Regions from separate parts of the Homo sapiens genome. Here region 1 is linked to region 2. Evidence: chromatin loops called from intact Hi-C (ENCODE). Cell type or tissue: endothelial cell of umbilical vein. All regions are shown on one strand.

Region 1 (8,000 bases), 71 kb after region 2:
GCTAGAAGAGAGGATTTTGAACGTTTTCACAACAAAGAAATCGTAACTGTCTAAGGTGATGGGTATGCTAATTACCATGATTTGATCATTACACAATGTATATGTGTATTGAAATATCACATTGTACCCCACAAATATGTACAGTTTATTATGTGTCCATAAAAGATAAAGAAAATCCTCCTACCTAAGGCAAGATAGTTCCTTAACTGGACCTAAGGGGAAGTACTAATAAATTATTATGCTTGACACTGGAAAGTCAGAGTGCTGATGGTTACTCACTTAATCCTTCAGTGCACATTTAAAGGAGCCCCGTGAAGGGCCAGGCACTGTTCCAGTGGACAAAACAGATGAAAGTGTTCACCGTCCTGGAGCTTAAATTCTAGTGCAGGAAATAGGCAATAAGTCATATGTATGATGAGTAGATATGTAGTATGCCAGAAGGTGATAATTAATTCAGAAAAGAATTGTAGAGGAGGTGGAGGAACTGGGCTTGGGAGGCTTGTGAGGGGCAGGTTGCAGCATTAAATAAATAGTGTCATCATCACACCCAGTTACTGTCAGCTGGCCATTTGCTGCCTGATTCTTCAACTGGATGATGAGCTCAGACAGGGCTGGGACTCTGGCATGCCCAGTGCCTAGCACAGGACCCAGCTCATTGTTAGATGGTCTCCACGTATTTAGTTTCTGAATGTTGTGTGTAGATGCAACCCATGTTAACAATTTTAGAAGCTTCCTTAATGATTTTCTAAGATATATGTGTATGTGTACTTAACAGTTAGGGACTCAGATATTAGGAAAAGTCACGCCAACTTTTTATAAAACATATTTTGTTCACTTTTGCTTAAAAAAAGATTTCACTGTATAACTCTAATCTCACCTCTGCCCCCACCCCAGAGAAGTTACTGTCAGGGAAGTAGAGTTAGAGTTTTAGTGTGTTACGTATTTTTTTTTTTTTTTTTACAGTTATTTGCTTTTACCCAAAGAGCTATATAGAGAAAAAATATATTCAAATGAAGTTCACAGACCTATTAGTAGGTACATTTATCTTGCTAATTTGGAGGGTAGCCACTTTATGATGGAATAATCTTGATATCTCTCTGCCTTTCTCCAGCCTTTCAAAGACTTCCACAAAGTGAGAGAGTTTCTCAAGGTTTGAATGGGGACCTTTATTTTTCCAATGTCCTCCCAGAGGACACCCGCGAAGACTATATCTGTTATGCTAGATTTAATCATACTCAAACCATACAGCAGAAGCAACCTATTTCTGTGAAGGTGATTTCAGGTAAGAGTTCAGCTTCCCAAATCTCCCCTTCAATGACATTTACAAATATGTGCAAAATATAGAAACTATTATATACTACTGACTTTGAAGTAAACAGGTTCATTATCAGGAAGCCACCCATGAATGCTCACTAAAGTGTTGGCATATATGTTATAAAGATTGTGCATACCCTTAATATTGGATTTTACATTTTTTGCTTTTATTGTCATGACTGGTTCCATGATAACCTTCTGAACCACCTGGTGTTCTGAGCATTTATGTGTGCTTTATGCTCCACAGTGCCTCTTATTGGCGGTCCTGCAGCTTAAGTTAAATGTCTGCATATTCCTGGTGGGGGTGGCTGAGTAAATTAATGAGTTAGTCATGTACAATGTAAAGCACTGTTTTTACTTGATAGGAACAGCACTCGGTCAGGATAGCTGCATATGTTTGCTTTTATTGCCCAATACTTTTTGACCCTTCTCCCCCACTTTTATGCCCTCTTCATAATATTCTGTTTATTTCAGTGGATGAATTGAATGACACTATAGCTGCTAATTTGAGTGACACTGAGTTTTATGGTGGTGAGTTATGGTGATTGTAACTGATATTCTCTCCTTCATTGTAGAATTTAGTTCACTAACTTCACCTCCATGACTATTTAACCTTATTTCTTTATGAGATTTCTAGTTATATGTTAAATACCACTAGTATAAATGTATGTTTCTTATGAAATTTACCTATAAACTTTGAAGCATGCCACTAGAGCATTTTCCATGATGTATGTGTAATAATGAAACCTGTTGTAACTGTTTGCGTGTAAAGAACCATTTCACTGATTTGGAAAAACCTTTCACGTACGTTCAGAATTATGTTTTCCATGTTTTGTTCTGTTCCAAACTTTTCTTGTGAACTAAGTAAGAGTTGGCAGGGTGCATTAACTTGCTAGAATACTGACTCATCAAAGCTTTTAGCAACTAACATTAAGGGGATTTCATAGTAAATCATCACACTTGTCATCTGTTTTCATGTGACATTATCAATATAATTAGCAATGAGATTTCTCTCTTAGTTTTGTTTAAAAGTAAGTCAAACCAAGTCACTGTCTTCAATGGAAGTAATCTTTTTAAAAGTAGAGCATTTACCTTCATTATTTTAGATAGAAATGAATTTGATTCCCTTAAGGGAAATGTTCTCAAGTAGAGTCTATGAATGAAAATAATGGGTTTTGGATAAAGGGTCCTCTTAATTATCCATAAGGTAGAATTTCTGCTGTATTAATTTTTCACCCTTGAGATATAAGTAAAAGACATTAAGGTCTCATCAGTGACCAAGATAGACACTCCACAACTGCTGCTTTCTGTTATTTTATTTGAATATACTCCTGAAAAATATGGGCCCCAAGACCATTCCCAAAGTGATTTTAGAGGAGTAAGTTTCCCCGCTACAATCTCTAAATTCTTAGGAAAACTAATTTTTCTCAAGTAATATATCTTCTGGCATTGAATTTTTTCTTCTGAGAAATGAGAATAATTCATAGTATATGACCTTTTCATTAAATTTTTATAAGCATCAAGTAGATAATGCATTAAAGAGTTGAAAACCTTCAAGGGCTATAAAACCTTAAGATGATGTAATTTCTGCTCCAAGTTTTTCTAAGAAACCTTCAGAAGATAAGGCTATGTTTTGGAAAGGCCTCCATAAAAAAGAAGATGGCCTGTGTAACTATCCCTAAGATCTTTGACTTGGATCCTCTTTATTTTTTTATTGAGGAAAATGATTTCCATTTATTTAACTCCACCATTATTCTTATTTTGTGGCATAATATTTGCAAGACCTCTGTCAGTAACTCTCTACTTTTGTTTTCCATAAACCTCACAGTTTGAGGATCTTAATATGATTAATCAGTGGTATTGGCTATAATGTTGTCCCCACTGTAAACCAGAATACCCCTTCTATAACCATATCTTTATAAAAATCTAACATCTTCCAGAAGATAGACAGTTAATTTTTGCTTCGACCTAAGCACTAATCCTAAGGGAAATGTAGTTTGATAACATGATTTTCCTCTCCATGTCAACATATTGAAAATTTTCTAACCCACAGAAAATTTGTAAAAACCTAACCCAAATTAAGGGAGTATACAAAAGGAAAACAGTCCTTATTATTAGTGCTTATGCCACCAAAATTGTTTCTGTTCCTGGGTAACTGAGTAAGTGATGACTACTTATAACGCAGAGAGTGTGTATGTGTATGTAGCTTAACAAATTTCACAATTAATGTTAAATAGCTTAAAAAGGGATTGGAATTTTAGACAGCTTTTTTGACAATGAAGTGTTTATAGAAATACATATTTATAAGTTGTAATGCATACTGATTTTCTTGTTTGCAGCTAAATCAAGTAGAGAGAGGCCACCAACATTTTTAACTCCAGAAGGCAATGCAAGTAACAAAGAGGAATTAAGAGGAAATGTGCTTTCACTGGAGTGCATTGCAGAAGGACTGTGAGTTAACACTTTCTGTCCTGAAGTACATTTCTTATAAAAATATAGTAGGTTGGTAGAGAGAGGTTAATAATATCATAGGAGGAGTCATTGTCTTCTACTAATTCTAGCAAGCATCAAGAAAAATTTGGTAATTATTTCCAAAGTAGGCATATGAATCTCATATTATTGTTATAATTTTTTTAATGTAATAGTAATCTTATTGAAATAAGTATCAGTAATCACCTTATGATTGTTGAAATATTAGGTCTCATTGTTAAAATATTTTGTTAATATAGTAGTAGTATCTTAAAATAAGTATCAGTAATCACCTTGTGACTGCTATGATTATAATTAGAGTATATTATTTTGCTAGTTTGTAACCAGCCACCTCAAATTTAGTGGCTTAAAAATAATAGCTATTGATTACTGATCACTTGTCAAGAGGTCTACAGAGCAGTTGTCCTCTAACCAGCAAGGTTCGGCTAATTTCAGTTAAGCATGCTCATGTATCTGTTAGGTGGCTCAGCAGTGCTCTTGGGGTCTACTGGCTGTTAACTGGGGCATCTGAGTTGATGGCCATAAGTTGCTAACATCTCTCTTGCAGTCTTGTCCTGGCTTATTCTCCTAACAACAGACATCATGCACAGGGCCTGCCTCTTAAATCCTAGCCTCAGAACTAGCACACTGTCCCTTCACCTACTTCCTATTGGCAGGTCACAAGGCCAAGCCTAGATTCTTTGAAATAACTTAGTTGTGCACACTTCAAAATTGAAGCTACCCCAGAACTGACGCGCCTTTGACAGGAGTTGCAGGGAGGCCTTGCCCAAATACAAAAGCAACTGTGATGTTAGCTCTGTGTTACAAGGAATTTCTATATAGTCCCTGTCTTCTGCCTGACACAGAGCAAACACCATTGGTATGGGCGCATCTGCTGAAAACCTGGAATAGAATCTCAGAAACGTGCTGCCCTCACATGTGATCCCTGCTGTCCTTGACAGGCAACTCATTGGTTTCACATTCCTTCCTGAATCCAGGAAAACTTGACTTCAGGAGGCACGTGGAGGCCTCCGCTGGCCGAGGCAGGAAATCATACTATGCATTACTCAGCTCCTCAAGCTACGGAAAACTAGCAAAACCCCCTTTTAAAGATATGTTAAAACCCTATATCTTCTGCTAGAATTAAGAAAAAAAAATCCTCCCAGTTTCCATCGTTATGGTGTAAGAGAGTGGCATAGTCTGCCAGCCTCCAACCTTTGGGAGCAGAAGGTATCTATTCTCACAATTTAATGACTTCTTTTCCCACAAATGACATATTTCATAAAAAACTAAAATATGGTTGGTATTTGGAAATTTCACAATACTCCCAAAAGAATTTTTAAAACTTTGGAGTGTTGTAAGACCAAGATTGGGACTCTATCACTTACCAACCAGCCATCAGACTTATAGAATCAAAATATTTCCAATTCCTGACAATGGCTCAATACAGTAGCTGGCCTCCAAAACAATTCATGGCTTTTTCATAATTTCAAACTATGAAACTATGCTTTCATCTCCATCTCCTTCTTACCTTCATATCATCTGAGATGCAGATTAGTCTGACTATAAGGAAATATCAATATGTTATCAGATTCCACATGTATATAGATTTTCAAAATCTACTTATTTTTATACTTACAGCATGTTTTAATTCTAGAAGCTATTTCATCAGATACATATGCTCAGTTTATTTCTTACTTAACCAAACAAGCCAAACCAATATTATAATCAATTAATACCACTTGCATTTCTTTTTTTTTTTTTGCTTGAACCATAATTTATTATTTCTCATGGTTCCATGTGATGACTGGGCTAAGCTTTTTTAAATTATTTTTTATTTTCCATAGGTTATTGGGGTACAGGTGGTGTTTGGTTACATGAGTAAGTTATTTAGTGGAGTAAGTTATTTAGTGGTGATTTGTGAGATTTTGGTGCACCCATCACCCGAACAATATACGCTGTACTCTATTTGTAGTCTTTTGTCCCTCAACACTCCTCCACCCTTCCCCTGAAGTCCCCAAAGTCCATTGTGTTATTCTTATGCCTTTGTGTCCTCGTAGCTTAGCTCCCACATATCAGTGAGAACATACAGTGTTTGGTTTTCCATTCCTGAGTTACTTCACTTAGAATAATAGTCTCCATTCTCATCCAGGTCACCGCAAATGCCATTAATTCATTCCTTTTTATGGCTGAGTAGTATTCCATCACATATATATATACCACAGTTTCTTTATCCACTTGTTGATTGATGGGCATTTGGGTTGGTTCCCTGATTTTGCAGTTGCAAACTGTGATGCTATAAACATGCGTGTGCAAGTATCTTTTCTGTATAATGACTTCTTTTCCTCTGGGTAGATACCCAGTGGTGGGATTCCTGGATGAAATGGCAGTTCTACTTTTGGTACTTTAAGGAATCTCCACACTGTTTTCCATAGGGGCTGTACTAGTTTACATTCCCACCAGCACTGTAGAAGTGTTCCCTGATAACCGCATCCATGCCAACATCTACTGTTTTTTTGATTTTTTGGTTATGGCCATTCTTGCAGGAGTAAGGTGGTATTGCATTGCGGTTTTGATTTGCATTTCCCTGATCATTAGTGATGTTGAGCATTTTTTCATGTTTGTTGGCCATTTGTGTATCTTCTTTTGAAAACTGTCTATTCATGTCCTTAGCCCAGTTTTTGATGGGATTGTCTGTTTTTTTCTTGCTGATTTGTTTGAGTTTGTTGTAGATTCTGGATATTAGTCCTTTGTCAGATGTATAGATTGTGAAGATTTCCTCCCACTCTGTGGGTTGTCTGTTTACTCTGCTGACTGTTGTTTTTGCCATGCAAAAGCTCTTTAATTTAATTAAGTCCCAGGTATTTATCTTTGTTTTTATTGCATTTGCTTTCAGGTTCTTGGTCATGAATTCCTTGCCTAATCCAATATCTAGAAGGGGTTTTCCTATGATATTTTCTAGAATTTTTATAATTTCAGGTCTTAGATTTAAGTTCTTAATTCATCTTGAGTTGGTTTTTATATAAGGTGAGAGATGAACATCCAGTTTCATTCTCCTACATGTGGCTAGCCAATTATCCCAACACCAATTATTGAAAAGGGTGTCCTTTCCCCACTTTATGTTTTTGTTTGCTTTGTCGAAGATCAGTTGGCTGTAAGTATTTGGGTTTATCTCTGGGTTCTCTATTCTGTTCCACTGGTCTTTGTGCGTATTTTTATACCAGTATCAAGCTGTTTTGGTGACCATGGCCTTATAGTATAGTTTGAAATCAGGTAGTGTGAGGCCTCCAGATTTGTTCTTTTTGCTTAGTCTTGCTTTGGCTGTGTGGGGTCTTCTTTGGTTCCATATGAATTTTAGAATGTTTTTTTCTAATTCTGTAAAGAATAATGGTGGTATTTTGATGGGGATTGCATTGAATTTGTAGATTGCTTTTGGCAGTATGTCATTTTCACAATATTGATTCTACTCTTCCATGAGCATGGGATGTGTTTTCATTTGTGTCGTCTGTGATTTCTTTTTGTAGTGTTTTGTAGTTTTCCTTGTAGAGGTCTTTTGCCTCCTTGGTTAGGTATATTCCTAAGGATTTTTTTTTTTTTGGCAGCTATTATAAAGGGGGTTGAGTTCTTGATTTGACTCTCTACTTGGTTGCTGTTGGTGTATAGAAGAGCTACTGATTTGTGTACATTAATCTTGTATCTGGAAACTTTGCTGAATTCTTTTATGAGTTCTAGGGCCTTTCTGGAGAAGTCTTTAAGGTTTTCAAGGTAAATGATCATATCATCAGCAAACAGTGACAGTTTGACTTCCTCTTTACGAATTTGGATACCCTTTATTTCTTTCTCTTGTCTGATTGCTCTGGCTAGGACTTCCAGTACTATGTTGAAGAGGAGTGGTAAGAGTGGGCATTCTTGTCTTATTCCATTTCTCAGAGGGAATGCTTTCAACTTTTCCCCACTCAGTATTATGTTGGCTGTGGGTTTGACATAGATGGCTTTTATTACATTGAGGTATGTTCATTACATGCTGATTTTGCTGAAAGTTTTAATAATAAAGGGATGCTGGATTTTATCAGATACTTTTTCTGCATCTATTGAGATGATCGTGCGATTTTTGTTTTTAATTCTGTTTATGTGGTGTATCACATTTATTGACTTGTGTATGTTAAACCATCCCTGCATCCCTAGTATACAACCCACTTGATCATGGTGGATTATCT
Region 2 (8,000 bases):
TAAAGTGTTTTATTCTGGGTGTTTTACTGTTTCTTTGTCTTAATTAAGCTTGTACAAAGCCAAAGCCCTGTCCTGACTCTGCTGCAGGTGGACTGGCCTCCTTGATGCCCCATGAGCAAGCCAGGATGCTCCCACCACAGGGTCTTTCACCGAGGCTCCCTCTGTCTGGAACACTCTTCCTGCACATATCCCCATAGCTCGCTGCTTCTTCTTTAGGTCTTTGCTCAGATATCATTTTCTGGTGAGTTATTTCCTGAACCTGTGGCAAGAAAGTATATTACGCATGTGCATATACACACACATACGTGCGCATGCACACACACACATTGACATGTTGGAACCCCTGTACCCCTTCCTTTGTTTTATTTTTTTTCTCTGTAATACCACCTAAGAAACTATATAATTTGCAGTTGTTGTTTTTTTTATGTTTCCCTCCCTTTAGAATGTAAGGTTTGTGAGGACAGAAACTTTGGACTATTGTGTTCATGAATGTATCCCAGCACCAAGAACACTGCCTGGCATGTAATAGGTACTTAATTTGCTCAATGAACAAATGAATGAATGAATGATGACTTATGAAACATTAAAGTTTCAGCTCTTTGTCAGATAATGAAAGTTTCATCCCTTTGTCAGATAATGTTGTTAGCTAATTAAATGCTGCTTTAATTTTCTGTGACACCCTGATTTCTAAAGCTTTAGAAATGGCATTTTTTTGGAACTCAGCTTACTCACAAATTCTGCTAGCAGGAGGAAAGGGTATTGTGGCTTTCCATTGTTAAAATGCGGAGGTAGAGTTGGAAAACAATCAAAAGAAATGTTCCTCTCATTTTTTGGACCAAATGAACAAATCTAGCATTTGTTTTTGAGAGAATAAATACTCTTCAAAAAGAACAGAAACTGTTCTCAAAATCTTTGAAGTATGTCACTGATCCTTTAACCAGTAGTTGGAGAAGCAAGTATCCTACTGACAAACACAGGCTTTGTGGGGTTGAAAGCCGATCATAAGTTTACAAAGACTGATTGGGCCTTTGGCTTGTGACTAATGCCTGGCACTGACACAGAGGAGGCTCTTAATCGACACAGCCACATATATTTTAAGTAAAAATGCTTGTTCTCAAAGAAATTAATTTTTTTGCCTAGTACCCTCTTTCGGGTTAAAAGAATGCATTGCTCAGGATGTAAATAACATTAATAATTCTGTCAAAGTGACATCATTTTCTGTAATGGTATAGGGAAACGGATTATTTGGGGAGAAGGATTCTCGTTATTTGTTTCTTAGAGATTTTTCTTTTAATAATTAATTTAATTTGCCAGTTGTAAAAGCACAAGAGATCATATGAATAAGAACAATGTTCCTAATGGCCTTCTAATTACAGGGTCTGTGTTTTGTAGTACTAACATTAAAGCCAACATGTTTCTTATTCATACAGTAAAAAATATCTATTCTCAAGACCTGATCCAGACCCTGCATTCATATTTGATATCAGGGTATGAAGACCCCCTACAATCCCCCTCCCTCCAAAAACCATCCTGACCTGCTGGCTAATGCCTGAACTTCTCCTCCTAGGCTTGGTTTCCTTAATTCAGTTCTATATTTATTGAGTTGCTACTGCTTCAGTCACATATCAGACATGGCATTAGCGCTCTGAGTCACCTGTATATTCTTCCATGTGCCAGGGACTTTCTGCTCTGATCCTTGCTGAAATGAAACCTCTGAGGTTTCATCCATAAGTAATACTTTAGTGGCTCTACTTCAGTTCTTTCTAGGCAAAGATATTAGGATATTAATAGCTGAGGAGAGGGGTAAAGGCCAGTACCTGTGTAAGAAAATGTGCACGATTGGAAGAGACCACAGAGAAGTTTTCCTAGCTTCACAATTACAGAGGCCCCACTTTGTCCACTAGTTGTAGGGATAAAAGGATACCATTGCTTGAACACCTGTGGTTCTCTGAGTAGTTGGCATGCTTTCTCCATCCTTCTTAAGACTGTGGAGTGTGTGAAAGTACTTCAGGCAGAAGTGTCTGACTTCCATCTATAACTGAGTGAAACAAAGAATAGCCTTTGCTTCTTCCAGACACCCTCTGGGAACTCTCCGCTAGCTCAAGTGCACTCCTTCAGCAAGCGCAGTGAAGCCCTTTTCAAATGCAGTCATGTGCAGAACCCCCCATATACAAAGCAGAGGGAAGTGGGGTTGCTCCAGAGCCCCTGTTCCTCACCACTCCTCTGTGCCCTGCAGAGGCTCTGGTCCATGATGCTGTGCCCTGGTTGAGGACACTGACCACAGAGGTACTTTGGTGGTTGTCACAAATGCTGTTCTCCACTCATGAAGATGGACTGTTTAGCACTGTTTTCACATCTGCGGACTCAAAAGTCAAATAACTTAGACAATGTGAGTCTTGGCTTTGCCAATAACAAGAAACAATGAATGCTATGAGGTGAATGTTTGTGTCCCCCCAAAATTCATATGTTGAAGCCTAAATCTCTGATGTGATGGCATTAGGATGTGGTGTCTTTGAAAGTTGATTAAGTCATGAGGTTAAGCCCTATTGGATGGGATTAGTGCCTTTAGGAAGAGGCCCCGGGGAGCTGTCTTGCCCTATTCTACTGTGGGTGGACATAGCAAGAAATTATCTGTGAACCAAGAAGTAGGTCTTCATCAGACATGGAATCTGCCAGCACCTTGGCCTTTGATTTCCCAGCCTCCAGAATTGTGACAAGTAAATTTCTGTTATGTTACCCTGTTTATGGTACTTTGTTATAACAGCCTGAATAGACTAAGAGAATGGAGAAGTAACTTAGCTGCTGTAGACCCCACTTTACTCATCTATAGAACATTTGATTTTAGAGAGGTGTAAAAAAGTTAACATATGAAAAGTGCCTAGTACAGAGCGAGCCCTCTGTAAAGAGTAGTTGTCATTTTAAAATTAAATAAAACTTAATCCCAAATGACACAGAATTCTTCCATTTTAGGGGAAAAATACAAAATCAACAGATTTAATGAGGGCTGCAAAATACTTGACAATCTCTTCATCATTTAATCACTTTTTCACCCATTCTTAACCCCTGTTGTTATTAGTAGTTCTGTACCAAATCATATATGTCATCACTGTGCCCCTTTTTGCTATAGACAAAACGTTTTTCATGTGTGGTGATGCAAATGTGGACTTTAGGGATACTAATGTAATAATGAGCCAGAAGTTAATGAACAGGAAACTGAACAAGAATGGGGCAGACAACTTGGCACCAGAGATGGCTGCGGGGCAGGAAGTATAAACTAAGCATGTCCAAAAAAGGGGAAGTGATTCGGAAGACCGTAAGGGTGAGCTAGACAAGGGGCTGCTTCTGGATCCACTGAGAACAGACTAGACTGCATGCCAAAGGCAAAACATAAATGCAAGTCCCTCTCCTCACAGCACACAAATAGAGTTTGTGATGAAGTGCCCATTTTCCTTCCCATTGCACAAGTAGTCTGTGTACAATTTACCTAAGCCCTTGGATATGTCTATTTTGTTTATTCTTGGTTCAAATGCATTCGTTCTATCATCTAGAAAATTACACATTCCTTCAAGGCAGGGACAGTGTCATTTGCTTTATATCCCTTTTAATATCCTTGACTTCCATCTGGGTGCAAAGCAACATTCAGCAGGAAAATGGAAGCCACTTTAGGAATTTTGAACAAGGAAATATACTGGAAAAGCTGGAACTGCAACAGGGAGAAAGAGGGGTGTTGGAGGAACATAAAGGAAGAAGAGGTGATCCCCAGATTCGAAGCAGTTAGCCCTTCTGGGCAGGAGCCCATGAGCTTGTTCCTGAAAGTCCAAGTGGGTTGGTGACACTTGAGTTTGACTGTGAGTTCACTCAAGAGCTGCTGTCTCAAAAAAGGAAAAAAAAAAAAAAAAAAAAAAAAAAACCAGTAAAGAAAGTGCTGGCTTTTCCTGGGCTGCTGGAGCCCAAAATCACATCAACCCTACTGCTCCTACAGCAATTGCCATCAACTGCCTCATTTTAAGATTCAGAACCAAGAATCTTTTGTCTTTATCCTGCTTTCTTATTGCTCACCAGTACCTCCAATTAGCAGAACCCAAGGGAAAGACAACTAGTAAGAGTATGAGAAATTTAGGGTGCAAACTCCTGGCTCCAGTAGTATAAGGTATAGAGGAACAGGTGTGGGCTAAAAGACAATAGGTGAATTAATCAGCACATGTGTGATAGTGGAAAGAGCCCTGAGTTTAAAATTAGAAGACCTGAAATCAAGCCGGTATCTAACTCACAGTAATAATGTGATCTTATACAAGTTACGTAAGCTCTCTGAGCCTAAATCTCTCATTTGTAAAAAGAGAAGAATAATAATAATATCTTGCAGAGTTTTGGTGAAGACTAAATGATATAATACATATGAAAACCTTTTAGAAATGATAAAAATGTCTGTGAATTTTAGTTACTTTACACAGTCCTGTTGGCAGTTATCAAATTTACTGCTTAGGAGACAATCATAAGGGTTTTAAAATAATCTACAAAAGATTTCTGCCAGTATCACAGTGTACTGCCTGCACTTAGACTTCCTTTATGACGTAGGAAAACATGACTAAATTAGGGGAGACGTGAGATCAGCGTTGCTTGTCAATTTAGCAGATTTAAAAATGTTTTTTTGCAATTCTCTTCTGATGGGTCATATCCAAAGATAAGCAGCTGAGCCCTCTTAGCAGCAGGAAGGAAGGGCAGCTAGCCTTGGGTTACACAAATGAACTTATTAAGGCGATTTATAAAGCCATCTAGTTAATCAGAAAGGAGGGGAGTGAAAAGAGCCTTTCTTAGCCAAGCCGTGATCGCCCGCTGGACAATTAGAAGCACAGTTTTCATGATACTGTTGTAGTCCTCAGTTGGGGTCAGGCCTATGAGCTAGGATACAGCTGGTGGGTGGATGCAGTAAGGCTGTTAATTAATCACAAGGGGGTGGAAACCAAGGATGAGGCATTCACACCGTTTGATTTTCCATGGCCCCTGTTCCACTGCATTGACCCCCGTTTTCTGGGTTGACCTCTGTTAGATTTCTATGAATTGTTGCATGTTAGGTCTTCATTTACAAGTTACCAGTGGAGTAACTTGTAAATGGATTTTAGCAAACCATTGATTTGGGCCTTCATCAGATAAAGATTGGGTTTAATGTCTTTTAAATATTTTACAGTAAAATGCTAGCTCAACCAGTGTAGGAGATTTGCTGGATTTAGCTATTCATTTGTGCTTTTAACACTCAGCTGTTTTACGCCAGTTAAAATAACAACAGCTAATTTTTTCCTAATGCTTTCTCTGTGTCAGCCACCATTCTAAGCACTTTCCACTGACTCACTTAAACTTCGTAATAACCCTATGAGATAGGAGCCGTGATCCCCATTTTTACAGATGAGGAAATTGAGGCATACAGACCTTAAGTAACTTGCATAAGGTCAGTTAGTAAGTGAGGAGCTGGGCTTTGAACCAAGGTCAGACTGGTTCCAGTGTGTATTCTTGACCACTAGGAAGCATTGCCTCTCAAAAATTGAAACTGCTGTCTCTACTGGTTTGATGATTTTTTACTTAACTCTGTGTGACATATTTAACAACACAAACTTTTGTGGATAAAACATACTCCTGAGTTAGTAAGCAAGTCTCTAAAACTTCAATTGCATCCATGTTTTCAGGTTATCCTTTCTGACTTTGATATTGTTTCAGTATTCTAACACTGGAAATTAAAATATCTAAACCGTTTTTTCACAAGTAAAGAAATGTGCTACATAAAAGGACCAGAATAAGCATCTAGTGCCAACAGAAACTTGGACATATTATTTTACCGATTAGGAAACAGTCCCAAAGGGACCAGAGCTACTTAGTAGCCATGCAAGGTCTAGACAGCATCTGGCCCTGGATGTATTTCTTACACCCAGAGCCCTGAAGCCACATAGCACTTTTAAATTAGTTGGTACCATTTTAAAAAACAGTTGATTTCATATAAAAGTTTGAATTTCTGGCTAAAAGAAAAATGAAGTGATCTGCAAAACTGGGTGTATATTTCCCTGACCACTATCAGCTAAAGCTGAGTAGCAGCACCCTGCACTGTTTAAGCGGGGCCCCAGTGCCCTTTCCTCCGCTGCACAGCTGTATTCTTTAGCTTTAACTGCTTGGCCCCCTTAGGCATTTGAGTTTGAGACCACTAAACTAATTGGAAACAAAGACTTTCTGATTTCTGTCAGGTTGTCTTTGTGTAACACCACAGTGTTCTTTCAGAAAATTACGGCCATTTAGATTTCAGATCCTTTTTTTAAATGTTTTAGTTTAAGATTATAGTCAGGTTGCAACTCCTCTTATGGAGTAATAAAATTGTGTCTCTTCCTCTATACTTTCTTTTCTCTTCTCTCTCTGTCGCTCTGTCTCTCTTCCTCTCCTGTTCTCTGTAACTTAGAGAATTTGTGGTGATATATTAGTTTCAGGCACGGTCAAAAGAAACATTGATCACTGTCTTCATTTAGATGCATTAAGTATATACATACATAACAAATATACTTAAAAACCAGTCAGTGATAACTATCGTTAGCCAGTCCTGACTCATGCTTACCTGTCAAGAAAGACACATTTGAGAAAGTACAAACTCTTTAAAATCAACTTGTCTTTTTCTATGTTGTTATGCCAGTCATTACACTGTATTAATCTCTGGTTTTCTAATTATATAGCATCAGGCATATGACCTCTAAGCATTTGCTTGTTCGCTGGCTATTTTTAACTAAAAAATAAATTGCATAATGAAACTAATTCTATTTCCCATTGAGATAGTGCATTTTGAATTACTCAGAAGGGAGTCCAATTAAGTAGTATTTATCCAAAGTAAATGCAGGAGATAATAAAATATTTCCATGGCATGTTTAATTCAGAACACTCATGCTATGTAAATTAATTTGGTGTTGGATTGAGGTTATATGGAGGAAGGAGTTGCCCAGAAATGCAGCCCTTTTCTTTTGATCTTCTATATTTTATCTGTCAACGACTGAGTGACTAGATTCTGGACTCGCCGGTTTTCGCATTGGAAATGTGACTAATCCCAAGTGGTTTTGTTCATTTTCTCTGAAAGATTTCTCTCTGAAAGTGCCCAGATGTGAGCACTCTTAACTCCAGCTTTGTAATGCTGTTTATCTGGCAGCAGAAACCCTATTTGCAATAGTTAACTATCTTTTTTACATTTGCCATGGTCCAGCAGTGCTGCAGAGCTTTGAGGCTACAGTAGCGAGTTGATGACAATCAGCAGATTCTAAAGCCTTTTCAGAACCCTGAAAGAATAGATAATGATAGTACATAATGCTGAAATGACAAAAGACATAATGGATAGTCAAATGTTGATGCAATTTAGCTTCTAAAAAACGATTACAGTTCATTTTCTTTGATTATCTTTTTCAAGTTTTAACTTTAATTCTTTATTGTTTAAGTTCTGTAAAATGGCATTCAGAAAAACATTACCACATGAAATCTGTCGGAAATGTTTAGATAGTTGTAATCACAAAGAGTAGAAATGCTTGCTTTGTACTGTACTGTTGACCCAGCTCTGTCCTTCTCTGAGAGTTGCTGATTCAACTTTTTAAGGATCTAAATGATTCCTTTTTAAATGTTTGAGGAAAATGGTTTTTAGCTTTTGTGTCAGATAAGAATGGTGTTGTTCCCATCTGAATGAGTTAAACCAAGTACAGTAGTAGTATGTTTGCTCAGGACAAGGAAGTCTGGTGGTCAGCAGTGGGAAAATACGGCACCCAACACATCATTTTAAGGGCAGATGATCCTTTTTGCTTTCTGCTTTTTCCTCCTTAGTTTGTCTTCCTAGTCCTTATTCTTTCAATTTGACTACTGGTAATGCCCACATAGTATGCAAGAAGATTAGGAAAGGCAAAAAGGATGCACGTCTCATGACAGTATTATTTTTCTAACTGACAAATTTATTGGATTTAGCTAACATTGAATGTTAACCTTTGTTGGCTTTGAGA

Evidence for each region. A loop is a pair of places that touch in the nucleus more often than their neighbours do. Peaks named below come from ENCODE experiments on the same cell type or tissue, not always from the same donor. Only the 100,000 strongest peaks of a DNase experiment are listed, where the experiment ranks them.
Region 1: it touches region 2 in a loop (2.0-fold over the local background); 3 of 110 quality-filtered maps call a loop at or near these places.

The regions. Positions count from the first base shown.
Region 1 is chr7:108,219,490-108,227,489 of GRCh38, reverse strand. NRCAM (neuronal cell adhesion molecule) reads left to right here. Exons shown (of 33, transcript NM_001037132.4): 9 at 1,112-1,282; 10 at 1,789-1,845; 11 at 3,654-3,765. Among named protein-coding and RNA genes, the nearest start is that of LAMB4, 93 kb to the right of the region's middle. In endothelial cell of umbilical vein, no CTCF peak of the experiment used is centred here; a DNase peak (open chromatin) is centred at 4,799; H3K27ac peaks cover 979 bases.
Region 2 is chr7:108,290,104-108,298,103 of GRCh38, reverse strand. All of the region lies in intron 3 of NRCAM (neuronal cell adhesion molecule), which reads left to right. Among named protein-coding and RNA genes, the nearest start is that of NRCAM, 160 kb to the left of the region's middle. In endothelial cell of umbilical vein, no CTCF peak of the experiment used is centred here; DNase peaks (open chromatin) are centred at 3,253, 4,693 and 5,363; H3K27ac peaks cover 5,395 bases.